Regions from separate parts of the Homo sapiens genome. Here regions 1 and 3 are each linked to region 2. The links are chromatin contacts, found by Hi-C or POLR2A ChIA-PET in ENCODE. All regions are on one chromosome and are shown on one strand. The core of a region is the stretch at or near the end of the contact, and the rest is flanking DNA. Distances in the headings are between cores, read along the strand shown. Region 1 overlaps AMOTL1 (angiomotin like 1). Region 2 holds the start of AMOTL1 (angiomotin like 1). Region 3 overlaps PIWIL4-AS1 (PIWIL4 antisense RNA 1).

Region 1 (3,584 bases), core at 809-3,308, 87 kb before region 2:
GGTACCTACGAATGCCCTAAAACTTCAAATGATTCTGAAGGTAATGATGGCAATGAGAACAGCAGTGAGAGTGATTTGTTTTTAATCAGTTGCTAAGTGCAAGGCATTCCAAAAAGTACTTTGTTCAGATTTTATTTGTAGTTACAAGTGTGAGGTAAGTATAATTTATTTGCCTCACTTTATAGACAAGGAAGTTGAGGCTCAGAAAGATGACTTACTCTAGGCTACTTTTCTGGTGGGAGGCAGGATTCAACCGTGGCTGGTTTAACCCTGGGGCCCACGCTCAGAATCAACACACGATTCCATGCCTCTCTGCTCATCCTCAGCGTACCAGCCCTTCTGGAAAGGTCCAGAAGAAATAATTGAAATAATTGGAGCTGCTCAAGGGCTCTGTGTTGTTAGAGGGGGCCAAGTAGATGGGCTCAGCTGTGTCCCGGCATAAGTCAAAGGGCAGAGCCCTTGTCTGGGCTGTTGATTCAACAAGAACTCTAAGCTGTGCTCTCAAAAGTCTCTTCAGAATCATGCCCTATGGGAAGTGGTGAGTCCATGCGGTTGGTCTGTTGTTCTGTTGAGGGTGGAGATGACCAGGAGCTTTGTGACAGTGTGACCCCAGCATGCTTTCTAAAGCTGTCAGATAACTGCCTTGGACACAGGGATGAAGGAACAGGGTGTGGTGTGGACGGCAGAAGTCTTTCCCGAGGCTGCTGCCCAAGAACTGGCAGGCATATTCATGAGTTGCGTGAGGGTGAATGAGGAGGAGGGGATCAGAGAGGCCCTGGATCCCCTTTCCCGGACAGGCTGAGTTCCTCAGATGACCCCATGTTCTCAAGTGGATTCCGAGTCATCTCTGGTGAGACCAGCAGAGCTGCCCCCCAGACCAGCCCACAGGCCCCAAAAATGAGTTTAGATACACTTTGCCCTTTACACAGTATCTGCCACATGGAACCAGTAAAAAACTCAAGATGTTTCCAGTGGATTTTTTTGTAATAACATTTTAACCTTTTTTTGGTTATAAGATAATGTATGCTTACTGGGAACATTAGAAAATAAAGAAATATTACAGGAAAAAAAAATAATAAGATTGAGCATCCTAAACCTGAAAATACAAAATCTAAAACACTTCTGGTCCCAAGCATTTCAGATAAGGGATACTCAACCTCTACTTATCTTTTTAATGAGTATCAAGAGCAACAGGGACATAATCCCTGAATGTATTTCATATCATAGGAGGCAGATTAATGCTCTCATTAAAACAACAACAACAACAACAAACTGTAATGTTATTTTTAAAGAGATGCTGAGCATCACAATTCTGTTTAGAGACTGTCTCCTCCTCTTCGGTCTCATGTCAGCCATACACAGCTGGGGGTCTGCCATCAGCTCCCGAACACAAATCCAAAATGAAAGCAGAGTAATTTCCCGGGAGAGCCTCAATTCTGAAATTTCTGTCCCCTACTGGCACTCCTCAGCCTGTCAGCAGCCTTCATGCACAGCAGGAATGTTGTTTTTGCCTGCCTGAGGAAACTGTGTGGGTGAGCGTGCATGGGTCTGAGTGTGCATACAGCCAACTATCCTCTGTGGCAATTAAGATATTTTTCAAATAATTCTAACATTTTATTTCTTCTTGATAAACAACAAGGATAACGGAGGTGAGTCTGGTTTCACAGCACTCAGAAGAGCCAAGGAGAAGTAATCTAACTTTAGGGTGTGGACGGCATATTAACCAGGAAGGAACATTCTTTATGTGCTCTAAGAACCGAGATGTGCCCATTTGGTTAGCCAAAGAAAGACTAATCAGTGTCTACTGTGGGCCAGTGCTGTACCTGGAACCAGGGAGAACCCCTGTCCCCAGATGGGGAAGCGAAGATCTCAGCAACTGAGTGACAGAGAACAGCTGAACGGTGTAACTCTGTGCCAAAGTATGTGGCACAGTTTATCAGTATTAGAAGTCCACAGACAGACCTGCCTTTTCTTACGAGCTATCCACCAAGCCAAGACAGTGGGAGGCGGAGGTGGGTTTCTTACTTTTCTGGGCAATCTCACTAACACCTCCTTCTCCAGCCAAATGCACATACCCAGAGGGAACTGCATGGGCCTGCCCTGTGAGAGGGCTGAGCTGGCCTGAGTGCATGCGCTCAAGTGTTTTCAAGTGTTTCAACCACAACCACTATGCCCTATCCAGTAGATAATTCCATGGGGCCCTGCCTTGCATTTCCCTGGTATCCCAATTTAGAACACACCCTTCACCAGCTACATAAAGGCCTCTGCTCATCATGCTGGGTGATGGTGGACAGGCTCATCTGGGGCCAGGAGCCTTTGACCAGTCTTCTTCCTGCTTGCCGTGGTGCAGGTGAACCCCAGGCTGGGCTTTTCACTCTGTGCTTACTCATAGCTGAGTTACATGCTCAGTTGTTACCAGCAGAGAAGGACAGGCAGCAGGAATAGGGAATTATGGCCAACATTATTTTCTAGGGATGGTCTTACATCCCTTCCTCTCCTTTACTTCTGAAAACTCACTGATCATCATGGGCTACTAATGTCACCCCCTTATTGGCTCTTCCCTTCAACTCCTCCATGGGTTCTCACTGTCACTACACCCTAGGCTGCACCGACAACCTTCAGGCTGGCCTCTGCAACTTTAACATCCACCCTCTGGATGGTCCTCTGACATCAGAGGGCTCTCTCCCTGATCTCTTGCATCATGTTTCTCTCCAGCTTAAAAACTTCCCAGTTGTTGGTACTCTGTTGACTATAAGAAAAAGCCCAGTATCTCAGCTTGACCAAATGTCCTCCACAAGTGGCCTTAGTCTCCTCACCAGCCACTGCACTGGGCACTTTCCCCTAGCTACCTGCACCCTGCTACCCTGGACGTGCTATGTCGTTTCAGGGCCCTGTCCTTTACCATATTCTCCCTCTACCTATGATGTTCTTGCCCTTGAATGCCCAAAAACTCATCTGTCAATGTCCAGCTCAAATGTCTTCCTCTCTGAAGTCATCTAATGCTGCATTCCGCTCTCCCCAGCCCCAAGCTGGCGACCACTTTCTCTCTGTGAGGACATCTGTCACTCCAGTGAGCGGACTGCTCGCCTTCTCTCCTGGTTGTTGTATGGGTTCACTGAGGACAGGGAGTTCTTGTTTCCCTCTGAATCCTGGGAGCAAGGTGCAGGATCTGGCCCATGGTAGAACATCCATACGTTTGCTGAGTGAACATATCTAATTCTTTCACCAGTCCATGCCCAGTTCCTTACCTGCTGGGTTCTCAGTGCATCCAGCTCTCTCTCCAGCCAAGTCCGCAGTCTCCGCTCCATCTGTTCTCGCTTCTCACATGCAGACTGCAGCTGGGTCAGGGCCTGCTGCAGCTTCTCAACTTTCTCAACATATGCTTGCTTCTCTCGTAACTGAGTGGAGAAGAGTAAAAAAGAGCACAGAATTTAGACCACTGATTCTCAAAGCTGGGGTGGAGGAGGTGGGGTCAGATTACCTGGAGATCCTATTTAAACTACAGGTGCACGTACCTCCCACCGCCCTACTCCTATCCTTCAAGTGCACTGGAACAGAAAAGATTTACACATAGACTGCCAGTT
Region 2 (3,241 bases), core at 222-2,721:
CTCATAACATGCCTCAGGAGAAGAAAATGGGAAACCAAGGCCTCACAGAGAAAGGGAGCTGAGGGACCATGGGGACAAAATGTTGGGTCCAAACCGCATCGTCTCAGGAGGCCGCACGCTCAGGGCCCACCTCTGAAACCCCAGTCCAGGTGATCCACACGCTAGCCCGGCCAAAAGGTATTTGCCACGCGGAGACAGGAAACCAACACCGAAGCCAAAAAGGCAAAAATCTTCGAACAAAAATGGAAAAGGAAAGTCTTCCTAGTCATCAGTAAAGATAGGAAGAGTAGGGTGGGCGAGGCGCGGGAGCTTTGCGCAGATACCCGGGATTCTCGGCCTGGGGCTCTGAGGGGGGAAACTTGGACACGTCGCCGCGAGCGCAGTCCAGGTAGCGGAGGCCCTAGAGGTGCGCGCCAGGGCTCGTCTGCTCTGCCGCCGCGTCCTCCAGCCCGGCCGCCTATGGGGCACGCTCGGTCCCTGTCCCGGCACTAGGCCACCGTTCCGCTCGGCTGTCATCGGCCAACGTACCACTCTCCCTCCTGCCACAAATGTCACATTCCAAGAAAAAACAGTTCCATTTGGAAAGTTTAAATTTTCTCCCCGCGAAAGCAGATTATTGTAAAGGCAGCCCTAACAGGCAAGCGGGAGCTGGATGTAACTCTCCAGTTTGTCAAAGAAACTTGTCTGGGGAGAGAACAAAGAAGGAGCAGCAGCTAACGCGATCCGAGCGTCTGGGGCTGGGGTGCGACCCTTTCGTCGCCCCCACCCGCCAGAGCCGGGTCTGGCCGGCGGGCAGAAAGGGTCCAGTCCACAGCGCCAGAGCCCGTCGGGCGGGCCGGTGCGCGCGCCTTTGTCTCGCGCCGGGGAAAGCTGCACCGGACACCCCCTTCCGTCCCCTCCCTCGCCGCGAGACCCGCGCGCGGGCGCGGGCGCGCCTCGGAGTGTCTGGCCATATGGCTGCGCCCCTCAGGAAAGGCCAGCCCCGCGTCGGGCGCGCAGCACCCCGGGGCCCAAACCCCGGGGCCACAACTTCAGTCAACGTGGGTCGCGGGGCGGCAAGACGCTGAGGCCCGGCCCGCAGGCAACTGGACCTGGAGCGGGGCAAGGGAACCCGCTTAAAAACAACAATCTGGGATCTCAGCCCCGGGCCCCCAGAAGCTGCCCCCTTCCGTGAGCAGCAGGGGCCCGGGGAGCCCGGGGCGACTGGGTTCTTCGCGTGGGAGACTCGGAGACGCCCTCCCGGCACCTCGAGTGGGGGCTGGTTACCTTTCACCGCAGGCTCACAAGTTCCCCGGCGCAACTTTGCCCTCCACATGAGGCGATCATGGCTAGTTCAGTCCCTCGGCTGGGGAAGACGGCTGCCGGGCAGCGCGGGGAAGTGGCGCCGGACAATCAACCCCATTCACACAGGGCTTCACCTCCAGCCCCAAACCCGACAACCGCTGCTGGGTCCTAGAGCTTCTCGCGCGCTCCCGCCGCCGTCCGCGCTCCCCGCTCCCCGCGCGCGGGCCGGGGAGGGTCGCCCGGGCTCGTCACTAGAACCCTACACTCCACCCCCGCCGTGGCGCCCGGCCGCTGGGCCCTAGAGCCCGTCTGCAGACACCCGCCGCCCCTCCCCGGGCCGCGAGACTGCCAGGCTGAAATTGCCCAGAGCTCAAGCTGACGTGTCTCCCTGAGACTTAGGAGGGCGACAGCATCCCTTCCTTTGTCCCCTGCCGGGTTTTGATTAATTTCAGACTCACCAGTTCTCCCTCCACTTTGTCTTCCTTCCCCACCAGCCCAATGCCGGCCAAAATTCTGTTTCCGGATCTGCCCAAAAGTCTAGATTTGCTTAGGTTGGTTTTTTTTCTTCTTAAGTGGAATTTCCAGGTAGAAAGTGGCCACACTTTTCTCAGCATTCCCCAGGCCCCAGTGCTTCCATCACGCACTTGAGATTGGGCGATAAGCTGCTACTATGTGCTCCGTTGACAAACAGAAGGGCCAAAACAGACCTGACAGCCTCGGATATTAAATGTGTTCGCAGAACCGTACATCCTCTGGCCATAAATCCCCAGGCTGTTATCTGCCTGAGTAGAGGTAAAGAAAGTAAGCGACTCTGGGAAAATGTTGCCCCACCTCTTAAAATCAGGCTGTGCTGAGAACTACTCATCCACCTCATTATATTGGTTTATACTGGCGGCTCTCTGGAGCCCTAATCTGGGGTGCCCGAGCCTGCCCCATAGCACTTCTGCCTGGCTTTTTCCGGGCAGCTCTACTGCTTGGAGAAGAGAAAGCTAGGTAACTGTACAGTTGCTGCCCAGGATGTTAGTGGGAGAGTTAGCGCACACCAAGCCTCTCTTATCTGGTGCTCCCTGCCTCTGTTTACCTGCTATCTAGGTCCGGCCTTCAGGGACTCCTCCCTGGATTGTGGCAGTTCCCTAACTAGACTGCCAGCAGTTTTACCTCTCATCAGTTCTGGTGGGTTGCATGTCCTGATTCTGATTCCCCTGATGGGCCCTCCTACTGAGTAAACTCTGCTCTCAAGATAAAGCCCAAATGTAATCATTTAACAATTATTTATGAAATGCCTACTCCATTTAAAGTCATCTACCCTGGTACACACAAAAGAAACTTAGCACACAAAAGAAACTTAGAGCAGCTGACCAGCCCTTCAAGGATCTGTTATCTGTCTAAGAAGACAAGATGTGTGAACAGAAAACAGGCAAGCAACAAAGCAGGAGATCCAAGTACTGCAGATGCCTGGGAAGGGCGGAGAGAGGCACTGACTACACAGAAGGAAAAGCCTGGGAGGGTGGTGGAGTTCAGACACAGCAGAAAGAGGAAAAGGCAGCACTGGGCAAGCAGAGGCAAAAGCCAAGAGGGAGATGACAAGGTCTGGGTGCTTGGGAAGAAGGCATAGAGGAAAGCGTTTTTACCAGAAACGAGGAGAAAACAAGGGAAGGCAGAATAACAACGTCACAAAAATGTAGGCCTGGAAAGAATCTAAGAAAGTGTCAACTAAACCTTTCACTTGCCGGATGAAGAAGCTCAGGCATAGCTGTTGAATGACTTGTCCAATGTTACAGAACAAGTTTAGTAGCAAAGCCAGGTATAGAAACAACCTCTGCCTCAATGTGCCTTGTATTACACATTGTGAACCCTGAATCGCAAATTAGGAGCTGAAGTGGTTATCTTATGGACAGTGAAGGGACCACTGATTCACCTAACATTTGCGCGAATTTAATACAAATTGGGGAAGAAG
Region 3 (3,304 bases), core at 742-3,241, 90 kb after region 2:
ACCACTTGGCTTCTTATCTAAAACTACACTAAATACCATAACTTGCAAATGGGTGAGTTAGAATTTGAGTTCAGTGTATCTTACCTTAGATCCTGGAATCTTATTATTAGGCTTTTCTAGGAGACAGTGCTTGGATTTGAACTTAAGTCTCCTTTGAATCAGTTCTTAAATCTACCCAATTGGTGTGGCTCATAAAGATGGCCCCATAAGCTGTGGAACTAATGGATATTTCTAGGTCCGTTTACACTGACAGCCCTAGATTCTGTATGGACAGAATCTGTTCTAGCGGTTAAGATCAGCCCAGCTCTGTGAATGAAACTCCAGGGGCATGGCCATTTTCTTAGCCTCCTCTTCCTTACTGGCCCCATTCTGGGAGGCTGAGAAACACGGGCTCTTCCCAGCTGTTTAGTGCTTCTGCTGAGCAGCCAAACTTGCATTGAAGAAACAATTGGTGCCTTCTGGGATTTCAGGTGTTTCTGGAAAAGCAAACTGCACCATCCAGGGTGGGAGAGTTCTGATTTGAATTTTCTGTTTGGCTATTGTCAGAAGTGGTCAGGGAACTAATTACAGTGGAGCTTCCATTACATCTTTCTTCCTCTAAAGAGAAGACATGGAAATGCTACCTTGCATAGCTCTCTGAGAGTAAAGCAGCACCCTTCACTCTCTATCCCTAAAATGTCAGTCAGTGCGTTTTCATCAGCACATCCCCGTGACCCTTGTGGGTTACTTCCTGCAAATGGTCTGCAGACTCCACCTGGATTCATTCCCTGGCTCTCAAGGCCCAAATAAGGCAGTGGACATACTACTATATTAATAATTGTGAGCATAATTATAGTTCAGAATTTGCAAAACACTTTCACCTGAATTATCTCATTTAATCTTCACAACAGGCCCGTGAGAAGAGCAGGGGAGGTATAGTCATTTCCCTTGTTTTACGGCAGAGGAAACTGAAGATAAAGCTATGAAGTGAAGCTGGCTAGTGGCTGCCTCAGGGTTACTACTGATATCACTGGACCCCTTCAGAACCAAGCATGAATGAAGGTAGGACATGCTGACTCAGTCAGGCTATGGGGCTCCAAGCCCAGGGGGCCAGTGGGTGGGGTGATTCTCAGAGAGGAGTGGGGAGCTGAGTGTTTGGGAGGGAGCTGGGCTGAGAGGCCCAGACTATGGGGGATTCATTGGAAAGGGAGAAATTCTGAGCCTTTTCCTTTCTTTTGGTGCCTAGGGCTCATGTTAAGAGCTACCTGGGGGCTGCCTGAATCTGTCTGCACATGCCTACCCCATTCTTTTCTGCATGACAGAGGGCCAAGGATGTTAAATCATAGCTATTGGGACAGGTCTAGATTCCTCCAAGTTAGCCTAAAAGAGGGGTGTTAGTCATCCTTCAGTACCATGCTGAAAGGCCACTCTTCAATACAGCCTCCAAGGAGGGGACTGAAAATGGGTACCTCCCTGTCGCTGTCACCCTTAGGAGCTTTTCACATGGAGTTAGAATAGAGCCTAATGGAAGTGGGCAACTTGAAGCACATTCTTCCCAGGTAATGATTGCTCTCCTCCTTATGCACATTTGTTTGTATAGAGCTTATATGTCCTTTTGAAAGATGCATGTTCCTATCTCCCAGCTCCCTACCCTGGGCCCCAAAGCTCTTTGTGGGATCTGAATCTCTATTAAAGCTAGCTTTCATTACCTTGGATTAAGTCCCATGCCCCTGAGCCTGTCTCTTTTTATTCCCAGTATTCCACTAAATGGAAAGAAGGCAGGAAGGAAAGGAAAAACTGAAGGAGTGAGGCCCCCTCGTCAATTATATTACTTTGGTCTACAAGGAGCAGCAATATAGCTTTAGGTTTAAGAAACCTGGCATTGAATTTAGTTCTGTGATTGTAAACAAGTATTTCCACATTTTTTAGTTTGGTTTCCTTGGCTATAGAATGGAGATATTAATACCTTCCCTGCCTGACTCATAAAAATGTTGCCAAGATCACATAAGATAAAACAACGCTAAGTGCCTTGTTGTAAGCCTAGGACAGCCTTGTGGCTGGGACTTTCTCTATCAGTAGTTCTTAACAGGAGGGCTGCAACACCAGCCCTGGTTTTGGCATAGCCGTTGGAAAGACAGAAATGAAGCAGTGGATTGGTGTTCCTCAATTCAGGAAGACTGGCAGGCCCAGGGCATCACGATAGAGGAAAGCCTTGCTTGCAAATCCATCTCCCACTGTTTCAGCTTTGCTCTCAGCCATGAGCTTTTTATACAAAGAGCTGTCACATTTATGGTCTTGCTGAGCTTCACCTCAGTTCTAGGAGGAGAAACCTTTCACTGACAGGAGCTACACAGGAATACAGGAACTAAGGGACAGGACCTGGGACTACACCCCATGCCTCCTGAGGCCCATGCCTGCCCTCTTTCTCTGTATCAGCCACCCTGTTGGAGAGGGAAGTTTTGGTCTGGGGATAGAGAAAGGAAGGGTGATATTACTTTGGAGAATGGGTCACTTCAGAGAGGATAGGTATAGAGTGAGGGAGCTTCAGGAGGACTGTCTAAGAACCACAGCCTAGGATGAGGATCCTGGGGCCTGAGTAAGAAGTAGGAGAGAAAGTGGAGAGAGCCATTTATTCCTTCATTCTGGGAGCCCTTCCAGACAAGTGAGAGCTAAAATGATCAGACCCAGACTGATAACTCGGGCTAGAGTCGCTCAGAGAGTGAGGTAAGGATAAGGTAGGGATGAGGCTGCTGTTGGACCAACCCACAGAGATTGTCAGAGGCATCAGGGTGAGTCTGAGATAATAATCAAAGCCAGGCAGATGAGCAACCAGTTTATTAACCCAAAGGGACGGGTCAGAGGAAAATGTGGTTTCAAGGCCTTGGGACTGACACTGGGGACTCCAGAGCAGGGTGAGAGGGTTTTAAAGGCTGGAGCTGGCAAGGGGGAGGCAGTCTGGGGAAACCCCCTAAGTTAGGGGTTGAATGCTGAAAAGAAGGCTGGAGAAGTGAGAAGTCAGACAAAAAGAGAAAGGGCATGCCTGGGTTTTCCTTTTAGAAAGGCCACTCTAGCTGCACTATGGAGGATAATGATGGGGTAAAAGGGGCAGGAGAAGGCTGAAGGAGGCTGCTGAAGGCCTCATTCAGTGACAGTGGAGACAGAGAAATGAGAGACATGAAAGAGGCAGAATCCACTGGATTTAGTAATAATTTTGAGACAGAGTAGGGACTCCTCTTAAAGGCCTGCTGTCCCCAGCTCTAAGCATGGAAATAAAGGAAAATCTTGGGTTCATTCAGGGGAAATTCCAGGTACCCAGGTAGTCCTG

Evidence for each region. A loop is a pair of places that touch in the nucleus more often than their neighbours do. ChIA-PET counts read pairs that join two places held with the same protein, here RNA polymerase II (POLR2A). Pooled maps may share reads with other maps.
Region 1: a loop to region 2 is called in a map of psoas muscle, with 2.3 times the contacts of the local background. The contact joins the enhancer-like site here to the promoter of AMOTL1 in region 2. A Hi-C loop is called at or near these places in 5 of 168 maps with a recorded cell type or tissue (IMR-90, PC-3, aorta and 2 more) and 2 of 50 pooled maps. POLR2A ChIA-PET finds 5 or more read pairs at or near these places in 5 of 52 experiments (A549, AG04450, MCF 10A and 2 more).
Region 3: a loop to region 2 is called in a map of PC-9, with 2.5 times the contacts of the local background. The contact joins the enhancer-like site here to the promoter of AMOTL1 in region 2. A Hi-C loop is called at or near these places in 3 of 168 maps with a recorded cell type or tissue (PC-9, gastrocnemius medialis and psoas muscle). POLR2A ChIA-PET finds 5 or more read pairs at or near these places in 2 of 52 experiments (PC-9 and activated T-cell).

The regions. Positions count from the first base shown.
Region 1 is chr11:94,853,747-94,857,330 of GRCh38, reverse strand. It overlaps AMOTL1 (angiomotin like 1), which reads right to left. Exons shown (of 13, transcript NM_130847.3): 8 at 3,249-3,398. Among named protein-coding and RNA genes, the nearest start is that of AMOTL1, 87 kb to the right of the region's middle. Within about 2 kb of position 2,058, at least 3 of the 41 ENCODE cell types and tissues checked have a DNase peak (open chromatin) inside an H3K27ac peak, as active enhancers do.
Region 2 is chr11:94,766,586-94,769,826 of GRCh38, reverse strand. AMOTL1 (angiomotin like 1) reads right to left here and starts at 1,471. Exons shown (of 13, transcript NM_130847.3): 1 at 1,267-1,471. The coding sequence starts at 1,315.
Region 3 is chr11:94,677,123-94,680,426 of GRCh38, reverse strand. PIWIL4-AS1 (PIWIL4 antisense RNA 1) reads left to right here. Exons shown (of 5, transcript NR_135093.1): 3 at 891-1,041. Among named protein-coding and RNA genes, the nearest start is that of LINC02700, 41 kb to the right of the region's middle. Within about 2 kb of position 1,991, at least 3 of the 41 ENCODE cell types and tissues checked have a DNase peak (open chromatin) inside an H3K27ac peak, as active enhancers do; they include PC-9, where a contact is called at or near this core.